Regions from separate parts of the Homo sapiens genome. Here region 1 is linked to region 2. Evidence: chromatin loops called from intact Hi-C (ENCODE). Cell type or tissue: A673. All regions are shown on one strand. Links, peaks and the distances in the headings refer to the core of each region. The heading gives the core; the rest is flanking DNA.

Evidence for each region. A loop is a pair of places that touch in the nucleus more often than their neighbours do. Peaks named below come from ENCODE experiments on the same cell type or tissue, not always from the same donor. Only the 100,000 strongest peaks of a DNase experiment are listed, where the experiment ranks them.
Region 1: a loop joins it to region 2, with 6 times the contacts of the local background. A loop is called at or near these places in 46 of 110 quality-filtered maps.

What each region holds. Positions count from the first base shown.
Region 1 is chr12:2,843,986-2,849,355 of GRCh38, forward strand. It overlaps TEX52 (testis expressed 52), which reads right to left. Exons shown (of 3, transcript NM_001365174.2): 3 at 5,061-5,370. The coding sequence ends at 5,246. It also overlaps a transcript of ITFG2 not described here. Among named protein-coding and RNA genes, the nearest start is that of TEX52, 10 kb to the right of the region's middle. RefSeq lists enhancers at 842-1,829, 1,830-2,815. In A673, for the core only: a CTCF peak has its summit at 2,108; DNase peaks (open chromatin) are centred at 1,486 and 2,176; H3K27ac peaks cover 825 bases.
Region 2 is chr12:2,941,784-2,947,153 of GRCh38, forward strand. No RefSeq gene overlaps it. Among named protein-coding and RNA genes, the nearest start is that of TEAD4, 15 kb to the right of the region's middle. In A673, for the core only: a CTCF peak has its summit at 3,014 (motif pointing left); a DNase peak (open chromatin) is centred at 2,998.

The DNA.
Region 1 (5,370 bases), core at 195-5,194, 98 kb before region 2:
ATGGTGGCTCACGCCTGTAATCCCAGGACTTTGGGAGGCCAAAGAGGGAGGACTTCTTGAGCCCAGGAGTTCAGCCTGGGCAAGCATGGCGAAACCCCATCTCTACTAAAAATACAAAAAAAAATAGCCAGGCATGGTGGCACACGCTTGTGGTCCCAGCTACTCAGGAGGCTGAAGTGGGAGGATTGCTTGAGCCTGGGAGGTAGAGGTTGCAATGAGCTGAGATCACACAGCTACACTCCAGCGTGGGTGAGAGTGAGACCCTGTCTCAAAAAAAATAAAATAAGGCTGGGCATGGTGGCTGATGCCCGTAATCGCAGCACTTTGGGAGGCTGAGGTGGGCGGATCACATGAGGTCAGGAGTTCGACACCAGCCTGTCCAATGTGACGAAACCCTGTCTCTACTAAAAATACAAAAATTAGCTGAGCATAGCGGTGTGCGCTTGTAATCCCAGCTACTTGGGAAGCTGAGACAGGAGAATCACCTGAACCAAGGAGGCAGAGGTTGCAGTGAGCCAATATCACACCACTGCACTCCAGCCTGGACAGCAGAGCAAGACCCTGTCTCAAAATAATAATTATAATAAATTAAATAATAGTAAACTGTATGCCTCAGCTTAGTATCTCCAAGGTGGAAATCATACAGGACCTACCTTCAGCACTCCTGTCCCTCCCTCTTTGTTTATCTTTTTTATTTCCCGCTTCCATTCCCCTGTATTTTTCCCTCCTCCTTGCCTAAGCTGTGGGCCTGCACTTGGCACCCTTGGACACGACCTCCCCTTCCTAGTGATACTCAGACTAAAGAAGTCACTGACTATTGTTTGGGAACCATGTCATGATACCTAGTGTCAACGTTCCATAAACACCCAGTAAACATAAGTGTGGTCTAAGGGAAGCCACACATCGAAATTCCTGTCTTGGAATTTGGACAATGGCAAGATGCAGCCACATTCTTTACAAGCGTGGAGGCGTTCGTGAGGCTCTGCCCTGGGACTGGCAGGGAATGAACTGGCTTGGGACTAACATAAGTGGAGCAGCTATGTGAAGAGCCACGGGAACCGCTACCTGTGATGGCAGGTGGGCAGCAGCCACTATTGACACTGTGTAATGAAAAGAGCAAATGTGTGCGGCTCGGTGGCAGCACAACTAAGGACAGGGCTCAGTGATGGAAAAGAGGCATGAAGACAAGGGGCTCCCAGCAAGTGAGGCAGCGATGAGTTGGAATGAAGGCTGGAGGGTCGCAGGGAAGCTGGAAAGTGAGTTGGGTGGGGACTGTCTGCAGAGGGGATCTTGGCTCGAGTTTGTCATCTCAAGGAGCAGCTATGGGGCTTTTTGAGGCATGGTAATTAGATGAGACAACCCTGGCAGGGCATGACTGGCAACGTGGGTGGCCCTGTATGGTCCCCCAGGGGTTCCCAGTCCCCACAGCTTCCCGACTCCCTGGCCCCAGCCATTCCTCAAGCTCCCAGCAGCTCAGGAACTTGCGTCAGCAGCTCAGGTCATGACACCAAGATCAGGCTTGGAAAGGGGGAGGTGGAGGGAGGGGAGTTTTTGGCCCGGAAATGGCTGGGAAGACTTCCTTTGCTGGGATTAACTGTTGTCCGTGAAGCTGGTGGCATTCAGCAGGGCACAGGGTGTTCTGGGGAGTGAAGTATGTGGGGGAAAGGGGTGTCCATACCTTCACCCCTGCCTCCCTCTCAGAGCTGCACTCCAGCTGTGGTGAAAGAGTGGATCTTTAGGCAGATACAGATACAGAGATTCCCCCCACCCCACCCCACCAAAGGCTTTCAGGACCTCTAGGTTCATTCGTGTGTGGGGATGGAGTAAGGAGGTTGCTCATGCTTGCCAGCCAAGTGTATGTAGGCTGAGCTGGGGTGATTTTCTTTTTCTTTTTTTTGTTGAGTTAGGGTCTCACTGTATTCCCCAGGCTGGTCTGAAACTCCTGGGCTCAAGCGATCCTCCTGCCTCAGCCTCCCAAGTAGCTGGGACTACAGGTGCACACCACTGCACCTGCCTGGCTGGGGGTTGCCTCGTTAGGGTCCCCAGGCCCGGAAGGTCGCGTGCTTGCTATTGCTGCCCCGCAGACCCCCATGGCCTGCTGGAGCTAGGGGGCGCCAGAAGCCTTACTTCTGTGTCTCTGGCCGATGAACAAGAGAGCCTGGATACTGCTGCAGAGCAGAGGCTGTTCCGGAGAGCAGGGCTGGAAGGTGGTGGGGCGGGGTGAAGTCCTGACTAGAGGCTGGGAGCTTCTGGGTGGGCAGGGTCTGCCAGGGCAGGAGCCTGTGTGAGTGCAGCTTCCTTTCTGCCCGCCCCTAGCTTAAGGCCAGAGAGTAGGCAGCTTGTTTTCAAGAATCCCAATGGCTTTCTTCCTCCCACTCCCTAAATCTTCTTGCCCACCCTCTAACCATGCCCAGGGCCTCTCGCTGTGAGGTGGCAAGTAGCCCGAGAAGCAGATGGTAGCCCAGGCCTTGCAGTCCCCGCTCCAGCACACCCCTCCCGTCCTCTCGCCAGGAGGCTGCCTGGCTTTGTGGTCCGGAGCAAGTCACTTCTCGACGGGCTTCACTTTGCCCATCTGAAGTCTGAGGTTGTTAGGCGTGTTTTCTAATGGCCTGCCCAGCTCTGACATTTTTGGATCCTATGTAAAGGGAACCCTCCTTTCCACCCTCATTCCCAGTCCAGAGTGAGGAGATTGGGTAAATTCCCAGAGCCCTGGCACTCCCGTGGAGCACTCAGGAAACGCTCCTTCACCCCTCAATTCTGCTCTCACACACCCCGTCACACATAGACTCACATACACCAAGCAGAGAGGAGCAAAGAGAAGGACCATGTAAGACAATCACGGACATGGCGTTAGAAGGAAACTGAGAAACGCTCTACAAGAGTTCGATGTATTACATTATTTTTAATTTAGATGAAATTCACATAACACAAAATTTACCATTTTAAAGTGTACGTACACTTCAGTGGCTTTTCATATATTCACAGTGTTGTGCAACCACTACCCCTATCTAGTTCAAAAATATTTTCAGTTCTCCCCTCCTCCAGCATCTGGGAAGCATCCATTCACCTTCCAGCTCTGTGGCTTTGCAGGTTCTAGACATTTCATGTAAATGCAGTCATATAATATGTGGCTTTTTGTGTCTGGCTTTTTTCATTTAGCATAATGTTTTCAAGGTTTATCCATGTTGTAACATGTATTCTTTTAAAAAAAATTTTAATGTGTAAAATATACATATCATAACATTTACCTTTTAATCATTCATAAGTACACAAATCAGTGGCATGAGGTGGTCCCTTCCCAATGTTGTGCTGTCATCACCACTGTCTGTTTTCAGAACTTTGTCATCATCATCCCCAACAGAAACCCTGTACCCATTAAACAGTAACTCCCGGCCAGACGCGGTGGCTCACGCCTGTAATCCCAGTAATTCCAGCACTTTGGGAGGCCGAGGTGGGCGGATCACAAGGTCAGGAGATCGAGCCCATCCTGGCCAACACGGTGAAACCCCGTCTCTACTAAAAATACAAAAAATTAGCCGGGCATCGTGGCGCACGCCTGTAGTCCCAGCTACTCGGGAGGCTGAGGCAGGAGAATTGCTTGAACCCAAGAAGTGGAGATTGCAGTGAGCCAAGATCACGCCACTGCACTCCAACCTGGGTGACAGAGTAAGACTGTCCAAAAAAAAAAAAAAAAAGCCCCCCAAAAAAATCACTGACTCCCCATGCCCTTCCTCCAAGCCCCTGATATCTTCTATTCAACTTTCTGTCTCTATACGTTTGCCTATTCTAGGTACCTCACGTAGGTGAAATCATACAATATGTGTGTGGCCTTTTGTGTCTGGCTTCTTTCACTCAGCATGATGTTTTCAAGTTTCATCCACACTGTAGCATCTATCAATACTCAATTTCTTTTTATGGCTACATAATATTCTATCTACTTATTATTTTTATTCTATGAACACTGATTGACAGCTTCATTTCTGGAGGGCCACCAGTGTGCTACACACTTTGCAGGTCCTTCACCTATATTCTTGTATTTATTCCATTTATTTATAAACTAATGGTCCCCATTGTGCAGGTGAGGAACCTGAAAGCCAGAGGGAATAGTGACTTTTCCAAAGGTCACATTGCTGCTTAGTGGTTAAAGCAGCTCTAGAGCCCTGTGATGTCTTGATTCCCAGGTGCCTGCAGGGCTTGAGAGAAATGGAGACAAAGAAGGCCGTGGGCAGGAGGCCAAGAGAAGCCCAGCAGGTGTGACCATCAATGTGGGAATGTGATGGGGGTGGGAGGAGGTGAGGTAGGGCCCCCACCATTTCAGCTTCTTCCCCTCCAGCCACCTTCCCATCACCCTCCCCAACCATCTCCACCCCAGCCAGGGCCAACACCATTCTGACTGTTGCTTTGCCTGCCTCTACTTTACCCCTGGTCTTTGACTCCCTGATAGAAAAAGCTGAGGCCCAAGGCCTCTGGGCTGACTGCTCTTTTGGCATAAGTCCTCCACACCCTTCCCCCACAGGTATCCCCAACAGGGTGTGGAGAGGCCGCTCTTTTACCTTGAAGTTCTACTTTGTTCTACTCTTGTTCCTCTGCTGAGACCTGGTTAGCCTTCCTGGGGCCTGACTCTCCCATTCTCCAGCACCAGCCCTGACCTGACCTCTCCTCCTCCAAACCCTGCATGGGGCCCTGCAACCAAGCACAGCTGTGTCTGGTCTTTGTCCAGACATCAAATGGTCCAGGGAGGGGGTGGCATTTTGGTTATTTTTGCCTAAGAGGCTTTCTATACCCTGACCAATCCCAGCCTCATTCCCAATGGGTTATGAGAGTGGAGATAGCTTCTTCTTATCCATGTTTCTTACAGTGCCTCTTCCCCCACCCCAACAGACACACACACGCACACACACACACACACACACACACACACACACACTCCTTCCTTCCCACTTCTCCTCTCCTTAGGAACTGGAGCCCCTCCCTGTTCTCCCTGCTCTACCCAGCCTCCTGGCCGCAGTCCTCCCACCTTCGATGAGAGTCCTCCAAGGAAGAAATATAACAATTTAGAATTTCAGTTGAATCTCCAATAGCCTGGGGTACAGAGGTGGCTTGAGGCTGGGAGGATGGTGGAGAGGCTGTTCTGCAGAAGCCAGAGTCCTTTTGCTACCCCAGGGCCTCTTGCTGAAGGAGCATTGATTGAGAACACTGGAGCCTGGGGCTCTGGGTATCACGATCGTCCCCTCTGGAAGCCCTTCTAGAAGTGTCCAGGTCTTCTCTTCCTCTTCCTTGCTGGGGATTTGCTTGCTTGTGCCTTGGAGAGATGGTGGAGGGGTAAGGCAGTTCTGTCCTTTATCAGGGTTTGGAAATCCCTTATGAGGT
Region 2 (5,370 bases), core at 184-5,183:
CAGCAACACAAATGAACTATCTCATAGACCCCATCGCTTGCCTCTGAATGTTAACGTTTTGTTTGTTTTTTGAGACGAAGTCTTGCTTTATCACCCAGGCTGGAGTGCAGTGGGCATGACCTCGGCTCACTGCAACCTCTGCCTCCCAGGTTTCAGCAATTCTCCTGCCTCAGCCTCCTGAGAAGCTGGGACTACAGGCGTGCGCTACTACACCCAGCTAATTTTTGTATTTTAAGTGGAGAAGAGGTTTCACCATGTTGGCCACGCTGGTCTCGCCTTGGCCTCCAAAAGTGCCAGGATTACAGGCATGAGCCACTGCACCCGGCCTTTTTTTTTTTTTTTTTTTTTTTTTTTTGAGACGGAGTCTGGCTCTGTTGCCAGGCTGGAGTGGAGTGGGGTGATATTGGCTTACTGCAACCTCTGCCTCCTGGGTTCAAGCAACTCTCCTGCCTCAGCCTCCCGAGTAGGTGGGACTACAGGCGTAAGCCACTGCGCTCGGCACCCCCCCCTCCTTTTTTTTTTTTGAGACAGGGTCTCCTGTTGTCCAGGCTGCAGTGCAGTAGTGTGATCTTGGCTTACCACAGCCTCAACTTCCTGAGCTCAAGGGATCCTCCTACCTCAGCCTCCTGAGTAGCTGGAACTATAGGCATGTGCCACCAAGACTGGCTAATTTTTTGTATTAAAGTACAGACAGGGCTTCACTGTGTTTTTCAGGCTCGAACTCCTGGGCTGAAGTGAGCCTCCCACCTCGGCCTTACAAAGTGCTAGAATTACAGGCACGAAATACCATGCCCGGCCTTCACATTTTTAAGCTGCCCTATGTTCAGAAGTTGAAAAAAAATGCTGGGTGTGGTGACTTATGCCCAGCACTTTGGGAGGCCGAGATGGGAGGATCATTTGAGGTCAGGAGTTCCAGACCAGTCTGGCCAACATGGCAAAACCCTGTCTCTACTAAAAATACAAAAATTACCTGGGTGTGGTGGCGGGTGCCTGTAATCTCAGTTGCTTGGGAGGCTGAGGCAGGAGAATCACTTGGACTGGGAAGGCAGAGTTTGCAGTGAGCCAAGATTGTGCCACTGCACTCCAGCCTGAATGCGACTCTGTCTCAAAAAAAAAAAAAGTGTCCACAAAGCTTTCCTAGGCTTTCTGGCTCTTATCAGCATCACAGTGATGAACACATGGAAAGAAGCAAGAAGAGCCTAAAAATCAGGACAAGAGCTGGAGTCGATTCTTACAACTTGATTTTTCCTTTTTTATTTTTTTAGTCTTCCACATGCACAACATGTATTTTCTTTTTCATATGATTCTTTTTGGCTAAGGTGCATGGGTGGCCAGTTTTTCTGTTTTTTTTTTTTTTTTTGAGACAGGGTCTGGCTCTGTTGCCCAGGCTGGAGTGCAGTGGTGTGATCTTGGCTCACTGCAACCTCTGCCTCCTGGGCTCAAACCATCCTCCCACCTCAGTCTCCTGAGTAGCTGGGACTACAGGCATCCACCACCCCCAACTAATTTTTTAATTTTTGATAGAGACAGGGTTTCACCATGTTGCCCAGATTGGTATTGAACTCCTGGGCTCAAGCGATCCTCTCCCCTTGGCCTCCCAGAGTGTTGGGATTACAGGCATGAGCCACCGTGCCTGGCCCAAATAGATTCTTTGTGACACAGTTTTGTACACTAGTGATCAGGGACATACTGGTGGGCATTGACATGAAAGATTTCAGCAAGTGTCAATTACAAGTCTAAAAACAGGCCTGCAAAAGGCTCTTTTTGATCAGTTTAATAGATCATAGAAGAAATGAACTAGCATCAATTCATTTCCTTGAGATCAGCATTGTAAGTGCAGAAATAAAGTGATGGTTCGACTAAGGCAAAATCTTCCTGGGTTCTGACCCTATTTCTGCCAATGATTTGCCATGTGCCTCCTTTATAGATTGAGAGACTTTGAACTACGTGCCCTTTTACATTCTTTTTTTTTCTTTTTCTTTTTTTTTTTTTTTTGAGACAGAGTCTTGCTCTGTTGCCCAGGCTGGAGTGCGGTAGTGGGATCTCGGCTCACTGCAAGCTCCGCCTCCCGGGTTTACGCCACTCTCCTGCTTCAGCTTCCCGAGTAGCTGGGACTACAGGCGCCTGCCACCACGCCTGGCTAATTTTTTGTATTTTTAGTAGAGACGGGGTTTCACCGTGTTAGCCAGGATGGTTTCGATCTCCTGACCTCATGATCCGCCCGCCTCGGCCTCCCAAAGTGCTGGGATTACAGGCGTGAGCCACCACGCCCGGCTACATTCTTGAATTACATGTTTCTCCCCACTCATGCTGACAACACTCTGGCATTCCCCTGTTTTGAGCTGAACTCACTGGTTACCCCTGGACAGCTTCATGTTCATGGCTCATGTTCATTAGCTCTGTTCATGGCTAAGGACGGCTAGCCTGAGAGGTGACACAGAGTTCAGGGAAAGCACAGATTGCCTCAGCGAAGGCACCATGGAGAGGAGACCGGAATTGTGGAAGAAACAGGATCGTGCACTGAGAACTGTCCTCTTTATTCTACCAAGTACGATTTATTAGCCAAGTTGACATTTGTCGATTTGGTTATAGTAACTCTTACAAGCAATTCTTAAGACACACACACAGCTTGCTCCTGAACTCCAGCATGTTGCAAGCTGCGTTTTTCCTCGGCCTCCAGCTCCTGCCCGGGAACTGTCTGCACGTCTAACACCTGCTTCTCTTCAGTCCACAGCTCTCTCAGCCTGGCCCACGCAGGCCCCAGCCAGGGGCATGCCAAGGACTTGGCAGTTTCTGTGCCACCTCCTGAGACACGTTTCCTGACCACTGGCATAGTGGATCATTTTGCCTCCTTTCCTGCTTACGTCTCCTCGTTATCACTGTCGATGGATATGCTTTAAAAGTCTCACAGTCTTTTTTATCAACCAATAGACTCCCCTCATCCACTAAAAGCTAAGGCTGCCACAAATGAAGGGGTGCAGTGAGAACGGCAGATGGTTCCATGGCGCCACCCACTGTCCAGGAATGCATGTTGCAGGTGCGTTAAACGGGCAGACCCCGCACAGGTGAGGAAGTCACCAGGCGAAAACAGCAAGCCGACCACATGACCATGCAGTTACCAAGCACCTCGTGTTAGACCATGGCTCTCTTCTGAAAGCCTGAGAACACTAATATTTCTGGAGTTTAGAAACTAGTTAAGGTGCCAGGCGCGGTGGCTCACGCCGAGGCGGGAGGATGACGAGGTCAGGAGATCGAGACCATCCTGGCTAACACGGTGAAACCCCGTCTCTACTGAAAATACAAAAAATTAGCTGGGCACGGTGGTGGGCGCCTGTAGTCCCAGCTACTCGGGAGACTGAGGCAGGAGAATGGCGTGAACCCGGGAGGCGGAGCTTGCAGTGAGCCGAGATGGCGCCACTGCAGTCCGGCCTGGGCAACAGAGCAAGACTCTGTCTCAAAAAAAAAAAAAAAAAAAAAAAAAAAAGAAAGAAACGAGTTAAGGTATTCTAGGTAAAATGCCCAGGATCTGGCCGGCACAGAATAAACACTAAGTATAGTGGCAGATATCTATATTATCTTTTTTTACTTTGAGGCAGGGTCTCACTCTGTTACCCAGGCTGGAGTGCAGTGGCATGATCTCACTGCAGTCTTGACCTTCCCAGGCTCAAGTGATCCTTCCATTTCAGCCTCCGGAGCTGCTGGGATACAGGCATACAGGCGTGAGCCACCACGCCCAGCTAATTTTTTTTTTTTTTTGTATTCTGTAGAGATGGGGTTTCATCATGTTGCCCAGGCTGGTCTTGAACTCCTGGGCTCAAGCAATCCTCTCACCTCAGCCTCCCAAAGTGCTGGGGTTACAGGTGTGAGCCATTGTGCCTGGCCATAATTTTTATTAATGTTCTTTAAAAATAAAACAATGAGCTCGAATGGTGGCTCGCACCTGTAATCTCAGCACTTTGGAAGGCTAAGGTGGGAGGATTGCTGGAGCCCAGAAGTTCCAGACCAGCCTGGGCAACATAGGGAGACCCCATCTCTACAAAAATAAATTAGCCAAGCACTGTGGCACGAGCCTGTAGTCCCAGCTACTCGGGAGGCTGAGGTGGGAGGATGGCTTGAGCCCAGGAGGCTGCAGTGAGCCAAGATTGTACCACTGCACTCCAGCTGGGCAAAAGAGTGAAACCCTGTCTCTAAGAAAAAACTTAACAGAACAATTATCTTCTTAGCCACGCACTTATAGAGAATGGCTTATACATGTTTATAAAGCAAATTTAGATGGTTTTTCAGAGACAATAGGAGAGGACAGAAGCACAGCACGGTTTAATCAGGTTACTCCACACACCAGTGCTAGCCCAGCCCTGATCCTACCTCCCTTTCCTCACTTTGTACCCATCTCTCTTGTTTTTACTTGAAGTAACTGCCTGTACAAATATTAGCCCTGATGTTGTTGGAAATTTTTGAAGTATTTCAAATACAAAATGGGCCTCCAAGATTCTTTATAGATGGGCCTTGTCTTTTGGTCCGTCAGGCCTGAGCCCCAACACGGCTTTGGCCATGACCAAAGCGGGGTAAAGCTGGGGGCTTAGGTGGGGGCAGGCTTTTTCCTGGTCTATCACCAGCCTTTACTATACCTCTTTGGTTTAACATTGGGGCTCTCAAGCCACAGGGTTTAACATCTAGTTAAGCACTTTCTACCTAGATTCTGCCCCTTGTCATGAATCTTAAGTGTTTCAAGAATAATTATGCAAGGCCGGGCGCGGTGGCTCACGCCTGTAATCCCAGCACTTTGGGAGGCCGAGGCGGGCGGATCACGAGGTCAGGAGATCGAGATCATCCTGGCTAACACGGTGAAAGCCCGTCTCTACTAAAAAATACAAAAAATTAGCCAGGTGTGGTGGCGGGTGCCTGTAGTCCCAGCTACTCGGGAGGCTGAGGCAGGAGAATGGCCTGAACCCAGGAGGCGGAGCTTGCAGTGAGCCAAGATCGCGCCACTGCACTCCAGCCTGGGCAACAGAGCGAGACTCTGTCTCAAAAAAAAAAAAAAAAAAGAATAATTATCCAGCAGTTCTCTTTCTTCCGTAGTTTGGGAGTAGGAAGATTAGGAAGGAAGAATGGTTTGAGGAGAAAGGAGGGTGACAGGCAGAAGAGGGCTAGGAAGTAGAGCAGCATTTTTAAAGTGTGTCTAGGCCGGGTGTGGGCGCGGTGGCTCACACCTGTAATCCCAGCACTTTGGGAGGCCGAGGCGGGCAGATCACTTGAGGTCAGGAGTTTGAGAGTAGCCTGGCCAAAATGGTGAAACCCCATCTCTACTAAAAATACAAAAATTAGCCAGATATGGTGGCGCACGCCTGTAATCCCAGCTACTCAGGAGGC